2 separate regions of the Mus musculus genome follow, and region 2 is linked to region 1. Evidence: chromatin loops called from intact Hi-C (ENCODE). Cell type or tissue: gastrocnemius. All regions are shown on one strand.

Evidence for each region. A loop is a pair of places that touch in the nucleus more often than their neighbours do. Peaks named below come from ENCODE experiments on the same cell type or tissue, not always from the same donor. Only the 100,000 strongest peaks of a DNase experiment are listed, where the experiment ranks them.
Region 2: it touches region 1 in a loop (11-fold over the local background); 10 of 42 quality-filtered maps call a loop at or near these places.

The regions. Positions count from the first base shown.
Region 1 is chr10:87,019,646-87,022,145 of GRCm38, reverse strand. All of the region lies in intron 3 of Gm16271 (predicted gene 16271), which reads right to left. Among named protein-coding and RNA genes, the nearest start is that of Stab2, 13 kb to the right of the region's middle. In gastrocnemius, a CTCF peak has its summit at 1,270 (motif pointing right); a DNase peak (open chromatin) is centred at 1,238.
Region 2 is chr10:86,970,660-86,973,159 of GRCm38, reverse strand. It overlaps Stab2 (stabilin 2), which reads left to right. Exons shown (of 69, transcript NM_138673.3): 6 at 228-323. Gm16271 (predicted gene 16271) reads right to left here and starts at 1,019. Exons shown (of 5, transcript NR_165263.1): 1 at 861-1,019. In gastrocnemius, a CTCF peak has its summit at 1,041 (motif pointing left); DNase peaks (open chromatin) are centred at 561 and 995; H3K4me3 peaks cover 1,171 bases; H3K27ac peaks cover 1,512 bases.

The DNA.
Region 1 (2,500 bases):
GTCAGCAAGTTCTGCTACTATCAGATTCTATCTGCTAATGGATGATATATTCTAACCGAGTATCCTGTACTGCACGGAGATGCAACCGGTAATAGCGGGAGTGAGCACAAGCTTTGTAGTCGCTTGACCTTGGATTCAAACCTGATGCAGATCTCAACATATTTGATGTTAAAAGTTACATCCGTTTTTAAAGTTTGAGACTTCATCTAAAAAGGGTGCTATTCATGTCTTCATTGAATTCTCATTGTTTGGAGCACTGTAAGTTCTCCAGAGGAGGAGGAGGAGGGGGAGGAGGGGGATTGGAGGAGGGGGGAGGGGAAGGAGGGGGAGGAGGGGGAGGAGGGGGGAGGGGAGGATGATGATGATTTCTTTTAAGGTTTTCATCTCCGGTGGCATAAGCCCTCAGCAATGAAATCTCAAAGACTATCAGGTCTCGGGTACAATGAATCAGGGCAAAACATAGGAAAATAGGTCAGCAAAATGCCAATGGCAGCCGCTTGCTTGCATCTTGGATGTACCAGCTGCAGGTTTGCACCATCAGGAAGAACATCCTAACAGAAGCCACCTGGTCATGTAGAGACACCAGACTGATCTTGGAAATGTTCCATCTGCTACATTTAAGTAAGAACTATCAGCCTATGTGTATGTCGTGGGATTTAACAAGTCCTATGCGTCTGCAGTGCGTTGTGAGACAGCCCCCATAAGGACATGTCCATGTCCTGGCCTCTAGAACCAGCAAATGTGGTTCTAACATCAATACTTTTTTTTAATGTAGCTAAGTCAAAGGTTTTGAAATATCACCTTGTGCTATCCAGATGAGCTATAAACCCCATGACAAATGTCTTCAAAAGAGGCAGGCAGTGGACAGGCAGAAAGGGTGAGAGAAGTGTATGAAGACAGAATCAGATGCTCGCTTTATATCTCCATAAGCAAAGAACACCTTCCGGCAAGGGAGGATTCTCCTGAGGAGCCCTTCCGGGAACCGTAGCCCTGCTGACACTATGAGTTCAGATTATGTTCTTTAAGCCACCAGGTGTGAGAAAATCTGTTCAAACGGACTTAGGAAAGAAATCGGTGTGCAAATGAAGTGATATTCAGTAGCAAGGCAGCGGATGACCTCATCCAGACCTGCGCAATAGATTGCAGAGGATGGAGAATCAAGCGGGGGGGGGGGGGGGGGGACGGACACGGGACGAGACAAGTGGGTGTGTAACTTGGATGAAGCTCCAGCAGGGGGTGCCAGCCGTTCTTGTTCAGTGTGGTGTCACCCTCATACAGTCTCGTGTCTGGCACATTGTAGATGCCAAGGCAGGGTCTCTAAAACAAACGAATGCATAAAAAATAGGCAGCAGGATAAACGAGCCGATGGAGGAATCTGTAATTTACGTGATGCCATTACAGCAAATGTAGCTATCGGTGATTATTTTTACCCGTAAGCATAGGTCAGTTCTGCACATTTGCCTTCTCAAGTCTTATGACTCTAACTATATCATAATAGTCAAACACCAGGGGGAAATGCTTCAAACCAGCACCAAGCTTTCCAGCATTTTTTGTGGATTTTATCACAGTGATGTGGTAATTATCAAATGTAACTGCAGGAAAGCATGCAAGAATTTGTGCAAATTACAAAGTTCTCAAGTATACTAGTCACTAGTTGTGCATTTTCTAGATAAGAGACAGAAAGGTTGCTTTGTCAACTGTCACAAGCAAACCAGTGGAAGAATGAAGAGGACAGTTTTGAGCTGCTCAATGCCGCTCCTGAATCGATTAAGAAAACATCTCCCAGATGTGCCTCCAGGCCTGTCTGATAACAGGGATTCCTCAGTCAAGACTTCCTCTTCCCAGGTGTGTCAAGCTGACTACCAAGCTTTACCACAGGATAAATCCATGGTAATTCCTATAAAGGTACCTACTGCTCCCATGAGCCAGCCCGAAATCTGTCTTTACTCGGTCATCTGATTTTCACTTCAGACTCCACTGACCATAGCCACATCTTTTGCCTGTCATGAGCTTCCCTCTCACTCCCCTTGCCTCTTCGGCTGGAATTGTACTTTTCAAATGTTTTGGTCCTAGGAATCCTTTCAGTTTTAAAGAGCATTAGGTTGTACTTTTATATATCTTGTTTCCTTCTAATAAACTTAAATGTATACTTTTTAAAAGCATTACATCTGATGTTTTACTTTCCAAGGACCATGAGTGTGTGTGTGTGTGTGTGTGTGTGTGTGTGTGTGTGTCTGTGTCTGTGTCTGTGTATAGGTCTGTGTATCTGTGTATGTCTGTGTGTCTGTGTGTGTGTCATCTATGTGTGTCTTTGTGTGTCTATGTCTGTGTGTGTCATCTATGTGTGTGTCTGTGTGAGCCTTACGTAAGCTCATTATTGTGCAGTGTTGGCTATCAGAAGGGCAAGATGAGCCAGCACGTGCTTCTCTCTGGGAGGCTCCTAACTAGCAGAGCCCCAGCTAAGCTATGAAAAAAAGAATCAGTTCATTAATTTTGTGCC
Region 2 (2,500 bases), 49 kb after region 1:
CACTCTGAAAATCCCAACTAGGATAAAAGAAAAAAACATAGCCAGGATTTAAGCTAGGTTCTCTGGGAGTTTCCTCTACCTCATGGAGAGACAGACAGACAGACAGACAGACAGACAGACAGACAGACCGACAGACAGACAGAAGGGCTGTCTGAGACTGTTACCCTTCCAGGATCTTTAGGAGAACCCCTATCAGATGATGACAGACCCTCATTTTCTGCCCACAGTGTGCAGTTGTGTCCATGGTGTGTGCAACAGCGGGATCAGTGGTGACGGAACTTGTGAGTGCTTGTCTGCGTACAGGGGGCCCAGGTGTGACAAGCGTAAGTGTTTCTTCACCCACTACACCAGACCAAAGAGATGCTGGGATGTGTTTTTTCTTTTCTGTTTGTTACTGGGGCTCCACTGGAGCTGATGGACTGTCAAATGTTTCGTAAGAGGGAGCCGAAAACTAGGCAAACATTGTAAGAAGAGGTAAAGAGAAGAGCAAGGGGGAGGGGGGAGGCAGTGGGTGGATGATTGGCAAGAGCCGTGCTGTAGGGAAGGCTGAGCCGAAGGCAGCATGAAGGGCGGGGTACTGAACGAAGTATTCAGGCTGGGAGGACAACAGGGGCCATGGCAGTAGACAGTCCATAAAGAAGACAAAGTATCGCCTCAGTTATAAAAACTCATTAACAAACGCAGACGACGGCAGAAACAGAGTTTCCAAAGCCAGGTGACTTACTTACCCAAGGGCACAGAAATGACAAATAGAAATGGGGGCCAAAGCATTGGGATCCATGGGAAGTTATTTACAGTCTATGACACTAGGTCTGGTTAGAAGATGAAGAGCAGGGGTGAGTGAAATCAGGGGGGCTGACCTTAAAGATGAGACCGGTGCACTCCGGGTGCACAGCCCGGCAGAAATCCCACTGAGCCCTGTGGACAGCTGCAACAGCAAAAACAAAACAAAACAAAAGAGGCACCCCACTGAGCGCTCTACCCTGCAGCCCAGTCGCTCCTGCCTGCTACGCTGTACTGCCAGCGCCCTCTACTGGCAAACCTTAATTCTGTCTAGAAAAGAGAAATTCCCTTTTGACCTCCCTGTTAAAGGCCTCTCCCAGTCCTAGCTCAGCCAATGGCAAAGCAGTTTCCACAGAGTGAATTAGAAGCTGAGATGATTTTTAAAATAATCAAAATGGTCACTCAACAGACCCTCTGGATTATAGTCTCCGATGGAATAAAAAAATATAGAACAGTTTGGATTCCACGCAGGACAGACTCGTTGTATTGGAAGCCCAAGGTGTGTATGTACTGTGGATATGGCCAGTACATATACCAGTCAGCCTCTGTCTTTTCAACACAGCCCTGCAAACCTGTGAAAAAAGTTCACACTAACCCCAGGTGGGGTGCTGTCCTCTCTGTGACCTCAGCTAGTCTCTGTCCACCTGACACCACCCATTACCACCCAGGAGACCTGTGAGCAAACCTTCTCAGTAAGACAGGGATCCAGTCCAGAGAGCTTCCCATGGAAGGAATGTCAAATTTGCTTCCAAGTGAAGCATAATTTTTGTCAAGCCATAAGATAAAGACTGGGACAAAAAAAATGCAATTCTCATGGCAGGTATACTTTTTTAATGTCAGGAGTATTTTTTAAAAATAGACCTAAGAGCAAATAATCAGAATCAGACGTGAAAAGCAGCAATAAGCACAGGGCAAGAACCCACAAGTAACTGCGATAACACACACACAGCCAGGCGGAAATCAGATGGAGGGTGCTTTTGTTTGGTATGATTTTTTGCCCATTCTATTCCTCCATTTGCAAATGGATTATGACAGTAAAGGTGTGGGTTCCTACCAGCTAAGGCGGAGGAACCTACCAACTGTAACACAGACTTACAGGGTGATGCTGTAATTTACCCTGAAAAGGGGGAGGGCTGAGAAGGGTTAGATAAGAATTTATAGACCAATAAATCCATGGCATAGCATTTGTAAGAGAAAACAAGGTGGAAATAACCTGAATGTTGAGATTGGATAAATTTTGGTAGATCCTAAACTAGTTAATGCCAACTTCTATATGAAATAAACATAAACCCCAATGGTTTGACATTATGGTTCTCTAGCCATAAAGCAGGATACTACATCAAAGCCATGAGCTATGTTTGGATTATTTAAGTTGCTGGGAGAAACATGGAGACTGGAAAGATACACCTGTCCAATGCCATAAGACCTACTAGCCTGGGTCAGTTCATAATTTCGTATGAGATCATGCTACATTTTTTTTCCGTGACACTATCTTTGCTTAGCTGCCCTTTAGTGGCTGTTGTGGTTAAAAGTAAGTTCCAGGACTGGGGAGAGGACTCAGCATCTCAGAGTACTTGCTGTGTCAGCACGGGGACCTGAGTTTGAATACCCAGAACCCAGTGTGGCTTGTGCACGTAGAAGCACTAGCCGGACGTGGTGGTGTACGCCTTTAATACCAGTACTCGGGAGGCAGAGGCAGACGGATTTCTGAGTTCGA